Regions from separate parts of the Mus musculus genome. Here region 2 is linked to region 1. The links are chromatin loops, found by intact Hi-C in ENCODE. Cell type or tissue: heart. All regions are shown on one strand. Each heading gives the region's core, and the rest is flanking DNA. Links, peaks and the distances in the headings are about the cores only. Region 1 overlaps Ebf2 (early B cell factor 2). Region 2 overlaps Ebf2 (early B cell factor 2).

Region 1 (5,378 bases), core at 281-5,280:
TCCTCTTGGCCCAGACAGGAAGCCAGGCCCACACTCTTAGGTCAACCCTGCCCGCCCGTATCCATGAAGACCATTTACACCAGGGGCCTCCTCTCCTCATCTGGAGAAAGAGGTTCCATCAGCTACCTCACAGGGCTCTTGAACAACTAACTCGAGTGCAAAAATACATCTTTTGGGAACACTTGGGAAAGGCTGTAACAATTTTCGTGAGCTCAGGGTCCCTACTGCTGAGTAGGCCTTCTGGTCAGTCCTGTTGAAAGAGATTAAATGATTCACCAAAAAATGTTCCTAAAACTTAAACAAAGGTGTCGGGGAAGGGCAGGGAGTGTGCCGCTAATTGTGGCTGCCTGGAAGGAACACTGGTTTAACAATGCTAATAAAAAACAAACAAACAAACAAACAATGCTAATAAAAGACAAAAAGTATCCCTTAAAAAAATTAAAAAACGAGATTCATGAAAACTCATCTGGGTGTGCAGGACTTTCTGTGAACTGTCTCATATGTCATTTTGAAAAACTGGAATCTAGTTTCTTTACAGTTCAGACTAGGAGTGTATCTGGTTTTTTGGATTTTCTTTTTTCTTTTGTTGAAACAGAGAAATGCTTACTGGTTAAACTCAAAGGGTGAAATGTAAGCCCCCGGGCTTCCTCCATGAAGTACTGGCCTGAAGAGTCCTGGGTTCTATGGAGCAGACCTGAGAGTTGAAAAGACTTACAGGGTTCAAGTCCTACCTATGAATGGGCAAGAGGCTTTGTTTAGAGATTTTTTTCCCTTCATCTATGCCCAGTAAATCTTAAATTATATACTCATAGGAGAGAGTATATTCCTCTGAGAAGAAGCCGTCTTGACTATGGAGTTAGCTCCGTGTGCGTCATCCCTGGGCAATTGTTAGAGGGAAGGAGAAACTGAAACTGTGAGGCATCGAAATGCACAGCCATAAAATGGTTAGCTAAAGCCATCACTTCAGCTAATGTGTTTCTCCCCTAAAAGAACTTCCTCAGGAACTTCTCTAATTTTAATTTTTACCAGGAGGGTTTCCTTTCCTGAGCAGGGCTCCTCATTTCTTTATCCTTCCAAGCTGCGCTTCCCCCACCCCGACTTTCCCCAGTTCGCACACTCAGGATGTGCGGTTTTTTTAAGTGGGGTTTTTAAGTGGTGACGACAGCAGTCTCAGCTCATCTGGCGAATCTGACAGCAGGCCTCACCTCCAGCCATAGAGACACATCCACAGTCAGTCTCACCTTCAAGCCAAAAAAGGGAAAAGAGAGAATGTGTGTCCTGACAGGTAGCAGGTGGTACATACGGAATTATCATTGGCCATTAACACCAGGTTGGGTATCACATTAGCCACCTTTAGACTGCATTTGCCAACCACATAAAAATATAGGACCGGGTATTTCAATATTCTGCGGCTCCCTTAGCAAAACAGATTCTTCTATTACTTAGAGGTAACTGGCTTTCATTAAAAAAAAAATTTAACTTTTTTTTTTAAAGAAGAACTAAACCAAGATGATATAAAAGTGAAACTGGGACAAAAATCAGGTCAAGAGTTTGATACAAAAGCATTTGGATATGGCTAATAATATTCTAGAGTGTTGTGAGTTTAGGACTCCATGGTCATATTTAGTCTAATGGGACCCGAGCCCCTCAGCCTGCATGAGATTAGAAGAATCATACGTTTATTTTCCAATTTGTTGTACAAACTTTGCTGGCTCTTGGAACCTCTATTCACTCGGCAGGAATTACCAGCTTTGGGAAGGCTTCCAGACCTTAGTACCAAAGCCAGGAACTTCTTTGCCACGCCATGAGAATGTTTGTCCCGGCTGACTCTTTGTTTTGAAAATGGTCTTTAGTAAGCACACAGAGTACTGGGGTTCACTGTGACAGTTCCGCACTTGTGTTGACACACACACACACACACACACACACACACACACAGAGTTCTTAGTTGTCCCTCCCACTGTCTCTCCCTGACTCCCTCTCCCCTTTCCTCCCCAAAGCCAAACTTCAGCTTCGGGCCATGGGTCTCCATCAACCTCCTCTTTTCCTCCTCTCTGTAATTGATACAGAAAGCGGGCTTAGAATGTAGCTCAGTGGTAGAACACTTGTCTGGCTTGCTTGATGTCTTCAAACCAATGCCCAGTATCACAAGCACACAAAAAATATGAGTGGGTTGGCCTGAACTTGTCTCATAGGCGATGGTCTGATAAAGTGGAGAGCTCCTTTGATCCACAGGGGCCTTCGGGGGCCCTGGAGTTTGGAGTGTAGTTGGTAGCCTCTCCCTATGTGGTAAATTAAAAACAAAAACAAGCAAACAAAACCCTTCCCTTAGGGAGTCAGCAACTGACCTGGAAGTGAAATGTCCCAGCCCTTCACTCAGAGGCTTTCTCAAGGAGCAGCAAGTGAGGCCTGGAAGCCTGGGAAACAGAAGCCACCACTCCCTCGGGAAGACACACAAGACCCAGCCCAGGCATGCTGGGAGAAAAGCCACTCTCAACCAGCGTCCTCTGCTGACTCGGGACACCAGGGACCTGACATCGGGGACCTTCCCTACACTCCCTGTCAGAACTACCACTCCTAAAAATGGCTCTGGCCCAACACCATGACAAGGAAATCATCTTGTCCCATGCATGAGTCAGAATGCATTGGCTGCTCTAAATCCACCATGCCTTCTGGAGGACGCAGCCTTGAAATCAGACAGATTGGAACCCTCCGGCTTTTGTTCTTTTAAAATTAGCCCACATCATGCCAGAGGGAACATAAGAAAAGCGCCCCCGAGAGTGGCAAGGACAGTTCCGTGGGTACAAACACTGGCCGAGCTCCTGCTTAGGAGGCAATGCATTCAAATCCGCAACACCCCTGTGAAAAGCAGGGACCAGCAATCCCAGCACTTGGGCGTTGAGACCGGCAGATCCTGGGAGCTTGCTGGCAGCCATCCTAACAGAAACCATGAGCTCTAGCTTCAGCAAGAGGCCCTGTCTCAAGAGAGCAAGAGGGGAAGAGATCCAACATCCTCTGCTGGGAGGACCCACGTGCACAGGCTCACAGGCTCATGCAGTTACATACCCACTGCATACATCACTCATGACATACAAAGACTAACAAACAGCACTAAACAAACAGCTTGATGGCTATCCCATGTCTCCAGATCTTGAAATTTGTTTAAAATTTTGTGTGCATGTGTGTGTGTGCGCGCCCTTTAGCCTTATGTTTTGAGACAAGTCCTCATTGAACCTGGAGCTGACTAAACTGGCTGGCCAATGAGCACCCATAATCCTCCACGGCACTGGGATTACAGGACTAGGTTGCCCTGTTCTAAATAAGTACTGGACTCTAAACTCAGGTCTACATGTCTGTGTGACAAGCAGTTGGATGACTGAGCCATCTCTCAGCCCTATATAGCTATAATATTTTAATGCCGATGTCGCTAATAGATTGATTTTGCTCTTAACGCTACTGTCTTCATCGGAATTCAATGTTTATGTTTTTTTTTTCCTAAGGAGATGAGTCATTGAAAATGGAAAACAGTACCCGTGTCACCTGCATGGTGCATGGTGTTAACCTCCTCTGCCGCCGTGAGTTCATACAGACAGCATAATGAGGTGATGGTGTGATCTACAGGATAAAAATTAAGAGTAAAGGGATAGTGTCCAATTACTACCTATATTCACAACAATCTCTTCTCTGTCTCTCGCCAGCCCACTCTCACCCCTTGTGCGTGTTCCCTCACATGTCTTCCCCGTAAAATTGGATAATACCTCTGAGGGATGCTAGGAGAATTACTTAGGAGCTTTGGGGAAGACTTAAAACACCTTTAAGAACTTTCTGGTGAAATAGCAGATGCTGTTAATGTTCCTAGCATGGCTTCAGCTTTGCAGTAAATAACCACGCCACACTTGGAGAATTGTCTTTCTACTCAGTCAAAACGATCCTCTCCCTGGAGCTTAGACAGGTGACCCTCCACCTAAAGGGCTCTGTTTATTTCCAAAGAATAAATTACACAGGAGGGGAGCACAGTGGAGAGTAATTAAGTTGCAAGTTGAGGAGGGATCAATGCTTACTCTTAAGGGGTTAAATACAAAGCTGATTACATCAGGCAGGGATCCGTGTTCCATATTCAGCTGTAAAATAAATGGGAGTTCCGTGTTTGGAGTCTGAAACATCGCTCAAAAACACTAAATCAATTTAGCGTCAATAATCGCCAGATATATGCTAGATTAAATGAAGCAATGCAGATTGCTTTGTTCGCAAAGAAAACAGGGCCAAACAGTTTTCCTGAGCATAGCTAATTCCCCAAATCCTCTGGTTCCATAACCAGACGTCTGAGCCTGAATTCTGACTCTTGCAGCCTACGACTTGGCACGGGATGTTATAGGTCTAGCTGTTCCGTGCCTCCAACACACACACCGAATATCAGAGCCGCAAGGTGACGCTTAAGCAACCAGCATTAAGTACAATGGTGCCCGCTGGGACTCCCAAACACACCAGACACAAGTGAAACAAAGGAAGCTGTTCTACAGTGTGGAGCTCAGAGTTTCCCAGGGCTCTTTTAGAATGTTTTGGAAACACCTGTTTGGGCCTTGGGGGGTCGGCCTCACTTTCAGACTGCTCTGTTCCTCCAGCCCCGCCACAGCCCTGTAAGCCCAGTCGTTGTCCCAGGGTTCTGATTATAGGATTGGATGGGGCCCTATATCTCAGAGCATTGGCGCCATTTTCACCAAGGCCCCAGAGAACAGTTCCTTCTATGGGAAACTCTGACATCACTCTCCCCCATTCTAAACTCTCGTCATTTTGAAAAGTTACACTCGGGACAAATTTTATACCTAAAGAGACCTGAGGTTGGAGAATTTCTCTTAGGATCTCATAACTCAAGAAAGATTCCCCCCACCCCTGAACAAAAGTATGGGTGAAGAAAATGACCTAGGAGAGGCCATCAGAATAAGATGTTGAATGAAGACAAGGGGTTGTCCACACCCTGGGTCTATCAACAACCTGGGGTGTCTTTCAGCATGTCAAAAGTACATGCAGCAAGGAGCTGGCAGAGAACCAGGAATCTTGGGGGCCTAAAGAACCTCCCCATTTGCCAGTCTTCTACATTCCATTCCCAAGTCACCCTCACCCACCGTTTCATCAAGCCTCAGCTGTGAACACATTTCTTTAGCAGCCTTTTGACATGAGTCCATACTTGAGTGTGCAAGCATGAGTGTTCCTGTGCATGTGTATTTATACCTATGTGTATATGGATGTGTATGTATATACACATGTGTTTTCACGCATATGTATATATATATATATATATATATATATATATATATATATATATACCAAGGTACACAGACATATGCACACACCTGTGTATATGTGTGTGAACACATGTG
Region 2 (5,378 bases), core at 194-5,193, 85 kb after region 1:
CAGCTCCTATGGGAAACCAGAGATATCATTTGCTTCCCTCAGTGGCCCTATCCCATTGGATATGGTTTGCTCTCCACTTCCTTGGAGCTGTCTGTTGCAAACTCTCTGATCCAGAGCTCACGTATAGAAAGTTTTAAATGTTTATAAACTCAAAGCAGGTGTGTCAAGAGATGGACGACAACTGAATCAAGCAAAACAGAAGTACAAATTCAGAAGGAAATGAGCCTGGGACTCCAGAAAAGCCTAAGACACAGCAGGACAACACACTATGAAGCCACTGAGTGGGAGCTGGGCTGGATACTAGGACTGCACTGAGACCCTGGATCTCATTCACATCTCAGATCCCTAAAAAAAAAAAAAAAAATCACTTTCCCATATTCTTGTAGCTTTGCAAGTACATACGCACACACACATACCGTGGAGAAAGAAGGTTCTGACAACACTCAAGCCCAGCCTTGTATAACATGAAAAATAGACATCTCAGGTCTGTATATGTGTGTGTGTATGTGTGTGTGTGTGTGTGTGTGTGTGTACACACACACACACACATACACACACAACCACACAACCACATATAGTCTTACCAGATATCTCAGCAGTTCTCTCTGCAAAGAAAGATATGGCCGCATAGTTTCCACGTGAAACAGTTTCAAACGTCCTACATTTGGGCTGTTCACAGAGGCTAATATTTGAATGCACTTGGGACACTCTGTCCCCAATTCCAATGTAATCATCATGACCAGCAGGGCCTGGGAGATCTTTGAGGTCAATATTAGCTTTCACCAATAGCATACAAGATGGACTGAAGTGACACCCGGGGGTGAGTCTATTTTTACCAAGTAGTATTTACAACACACTCTCCTCTCCTAGTTTATAAGCTCAAGAACTTTGTGGAAAATCACGAGGGCCCTAGCGTGGCCATGCGTGGGCTTTCTCCCTCTGGTTGCTAGATTCCACGTCTACCCTCTTCCCTTTCTGTATCTGAGCGGCAGGCAATACTGCAAAGCCAACTCTACCTTTACCACAGTGAATGTGTCACCTGAGAAGGATCTGGAAAGGTTGAGTTCCATAGCCATTAAATGTATGTCCCACGGCTGATCGAGAGCAACAAGCCAGTCTGCTGGAGCCACTGTCAGATAGAACAGAGGTCACCGAAGACCTCAGGAGGCGTACAGCCCAGCATCCGACATGCCATCCAGCAACACAGTCAAATAAATGAATTCATAAACAAGCATTTTATATAAAAATCAAGAAAGCATAATCTGGAGATAACTTGAGACTTGCTATTTTTCCCTAAGTATTGGAAATGTTAACATCAATATTAAATCAGCATTTTATCATCTGTGTTCGTCTTATCCTGGGACATTTGTTTTCCCAGAAACTAAAACGGAACGAGGGCGGGAGCTACTCTGTGTGGAAATGCAGAGTTTATTGACCACCTCTAGTATAATCTAGCTAGCTTTGGTCCAGTTTCTCAACTTCCCAAAATCAATTAAAAGTGAAAAAAATAAAATAAAAAACAATAACAGAGTATAGATGAAGTTGTAGATCCAAAGCTTTTACGCCAAAATGCTTGTGCGTTTTTGTTTTGCTTTGTTTTGTTTTGTTTTTAATATAACATGCTTAAAAACTGAAAACGTTTTTTGGATTGCTTACATACTCTGAAGTGCTTCCTGCCTACATATCCTCAGAACTCCCCAGGGCTTTGCCTGGACACATGGAAAATTTCAAGTTGAGCCATTTTTAAGTTATCCATGAGTGAAAGCAAAGGGGGGGTGGGGGGGGCGCATGAAGTGGGAGTTGGAATTTGTCATGAAAGAAGGAAAAGGCATTTTGCTCTTTCTCTTCTGATCCTTGAGCTCTTCACAGCGGCTCAGCATGATTTCCCCGATTTGTGGGGTTTTGTTGCGGTGGTTGTTGCTGCTTTTCCACAAAGCACAGAATCACCTTCCAGCCGAAGCCAAGTATGAACGGATTCAGTGTGCCGTAAGAGAGAGCACCAGGGAGTTCTTCAGGCACGTCTATTCGGAACCATAAAACTAGCATTACCAGACGCAAATCAGATCACATGTCACAGTGATAGATAACCGCCCAAGTCATAAAGCAAACACGTACTTAGTATCCATCAGCCAGAAACGTGTGTGTGTGTGTGTGAGTTTAAATTTTTTTATTTTGAAGCATTAAACACAGAAATAATTTTGTCAATGAGGGGTATCACTGGAACAGGAGCAAGCAGTGCAAAACACTGGCTTCCTGGATATAGATACTCCTAGGTGCTGTCTCTGCCAACTCTGGTAATCTGTAAGAGGCTCACTGCCCCCTAAATGAAAGTTTCCGAGATTCTTCACAAACATAATATCCATGGGGTATCATGTACAATCTAGTGATGATGCCAATAATGAACAGCTAGGGTAGAAGGGAGTAGACAGTCCAAAACGTTTGAAAGTCCATGGGCTAAACAAGTTAAGTACGGAGGAGAAAACCAAACTAGTTTACAGGGAAACACCTCGCTCAGAAATGTAGTTACTGAGTTCATGAATCTCACATAAATAGCTGTAGACGCTGCTGACTTCCTAAGCCAAGGGGGAAAACATGTGTTTGAAGAACAAGGAGAGAAGCCAGAACATGGAATAATTGTCTCACTGGACGCCCTCGGCTACAGAGACTGTTGGCTGAGACTCCCATTAAGGAGAAATGGAGAAAATGGATCAGAGATACTGCCCAGCCAGGATGGGAAGAGACTTTATTTTTACAAATAAACGTGTCTAAGAGATAGGCTGGACATCAGGGAGGAAAAAAAAGTGGGGAAACCCAGAAGAAAAAGGAGCCTGAGGTCATGAGGCCCTCCTGTCGCCAATGGAGGCTGTTGGGGAAGAGAAAGCAAATATTGGCACTGTATGGCTGCGGTGAGTTTCCCACTTCTTCAAATATAACTTTGTGACTGTGTTTAAGAGAGTTGCCCACTGTTATTGGTCTAATGAGCTAACTCTGAAATCTGAGCTAAAGACAGCTCCCTAGTGGCTGCTCACTGTTTCACAGACCAAAAGGAAACTTCTTTCAGGGGCCCATCAGGGCGAACCACTGCTGACAGCTTGGAACGGCACAACACAGATTTATTTCGCAGACAGCCACAGACAGGAATTTAGCACCCTGTGCTGGCCTCCTGCTTAGAGGAGAAGGTGTTAAAAAGCAACCATGCAGAGCCCTCCCTTGAACAAAACCCAGTAGCGACTAATCAAGCGGTCACCCGTTCCCAGCAGAAAATACCCAGCGATGTGGGACTGAGTGCAGGAGAGGGGTACAGGATTCTGACAGCTGCTGCTGGGGGCCGAGGAGGTGGAGTGTGAGAGCTGCCTCTGAGAGCTCTAAATATTTTGCATGACCTTTCAACTTACAAATTAATTGATTTATAAACAACGGCAAATGCTATTTATTTATTTATGACATCTTGGAATGCCTTCTCTGGATCCGAGGGCACAGCACTGTTCTCTGATGCCGGCGGAGATTTCAGAAACATCCAGTTGTGGGCTCAAGTAGGCATCAGTGAGCAGCTCTTTACCTGTCTATTCAAGAAACTTCCCCATGCCTACCAGTTCGTGCATACAATTGTCTGTCAGCCTTGTTTTCTGTGTGTCTTGTATATGTATTCATGTGAGCTCATTCATGTGAGTTCACACGGAAGGAAGGAAGGAAGGAAGGAAGGAAGGAAGGAAGGAAGGAAGGAAGGAAGGAAGGAAGGAAGGAAGGAAGGAAATATAGACAGACTTTAAATGCTGCCCTTATCTATACTAACATTTTTCATAAATAATCTCTTCAGATCACTTCTCACCATTTGAATTCTTGAACATTGGCAATAATAACTATTAATAAGTAAACACTGGTGAAAGCGAATAAATAGGTAGTAAATAAACAAATGATCTGATACTCCTTTGATTGATGTCACATGCAGCAATGCCTAAGGCAGAGATGGCCACTAACACAAGGCTCAGCCTCCCAGCAAGTCTTTAAGGAACGGAAACATGAGAACTCATGGAACAGCTACCATTGGCTCAAAGGACTCCTGGCAGAACCAAGCTCAGTTTGTGTCCTGCCATAGTAGGCTCCTCTCAGCAAGGTAGCAACTTTCAAGAAGGAAGAACACTTGTTTAGAGTTTGGATATTTGGTTTTGCCTTTTTTTTCCTTTCTTTCTTGAAGTTCTATGTTATCCTCTATCTGGGACATGTAGGTAGCCCAAAATTTGTTTGTTTTTTAGTTTTGGTTTTGGTTTTTTTTTTTTTTTACAACAATGATAAACACATGGCTGGACAAGGGTCATCTCAAAGCCCGGTCCTCGGGGGCTACTCTCTCTCACCTTACTGTGGGAACTATGCAAAGGGAACCGAACCCCAGGGAGCTACAACCTCAGGAACAGGGCAAGCAAGGATAGCAACTTCCTCACCTTAGCAAGCCAGACTCCAGGGCTGAGCAGGGAACTCGTTCCTGTTTATTTTTCTACTTCGTCCACATCTTTGCAAACATGTGAGAGGTCCTGGGTCACTGATACTAGTTAAAGGATTGGAGCTTTAATTTTGTACTTGAAATTAAATGTGGGGCAGGGGTTGGTGTGGAAGGAAGAGAAGCCATAGGTAGACTCCCCAAACTTCCTTTCCAAGGAAGGCTGCCCCATTTTCGACAGACATAAATATGAGTGCTAATGTTGACATCGATTTTACTAGGAATATTACAGTAAGTATATTTTAATGTAAAATAAAATGAGATTTAAAGCAATACAAAGAAAAATGTAGCCAAAGGTAACCAACTGAAAATCAGCTAAGGAACTTTCCCTAACCTTAAATTGAAAGTCTGGAGGCTGGGGATGTGGCCCAGCTGGCAGAGTGCTAGCTTAGTTTGTATGGAGCCCTCTGTCCCTCTGTCCCCAACAGCGCATAAACCAGGTATGCTGGGGTTTGCTGGCAATGTCAATACTCAAGAAGTAGAGACAGGAGAATTAGAAAAGTTCAAGGTCATCCTTGGCTACATAGTGAGTACTGAGGCTAGCCTGAGCTACATAAAACTGTTCCCAAAACAGCAAGATGTTTGGTACTTATTCTGCTTATTCTGTCTGTCTGTCTGTCTGTCTGTCTGTCTGTCTGTCTGTCTCCCTCTCTCCCTCTCCTCCTCCCTCTCCCCATTCTCTCCATCTCTTCTTCCTCTCCCTCTTCCTCTTTCTCTCTCTCCCTCTCTCCCCTTCCCTCCTCCTCCTCCTCCCTCTCCCTCTCCTCCCCCTCCTCCCTCTCCCCCTCCCCCTTCTCCCTTCCCCCTCCCCCTCCCCCTCTCCTCTCCTCACCACACATTCTCTCTGGGCATCTCATATGACACAAGCCCCCTTTTCCTACTA

The links. Hi-C counts contacts between places; a loop is a spot of excess contacts. Peaks named below come from ENCODE experiments on the same cell type or tissue, not always from the same donor. Only the 100,000 strongest peaks of a DNase experiment are listed, where the experiment ranks them.
Region 2: a loop joins it to region 1, with 2.3 times the contacts of the local background. A loop is called at or near these places in 4 of 42 quality-filtered maps.

What each region holds. Positions count from the first base shown.
Region 1 is chr14:67,354,873-67,360,250 of GRCm38, reverse strand. The region is part of intron 6 of Ebf2 (early B cell factor 2); the gene reads right to left. 4930438E09Rik (RIKEN cDNA 4930438E09 gene) reads left to right here. Exons shown (of 6, transcript NR_045961.1): 4 at 3,501-3,602. Among named protein-coding and RNA genes, the nearest start is that of 4930438E09Rik, 40 kb to the left of the region's middle. In heart, for the core only: no CTCF peak of the experiment used is centred there; DNase peaks (open chromatin) are centred at 2,500 and 3,010.
Region 2 is chr14:67,270,067-67,275,444 of GRCm38, reverse strand. The region is part of intron 6 of Ebf2 (early B cell factor 2); the gene reads right to left. Among named protein-coding and RNA genes, the nearest start is that of Gm52149, 7.9 kb to the right of the region's middle. In heart, for the core only: a CTCF peak has its summit at 3,022; DNase peaks (open chromatin) are centred at 744 and 3,124; H3K4me3 peaks cover 881 bases; H3K27ac peaks cover 1,860 bases.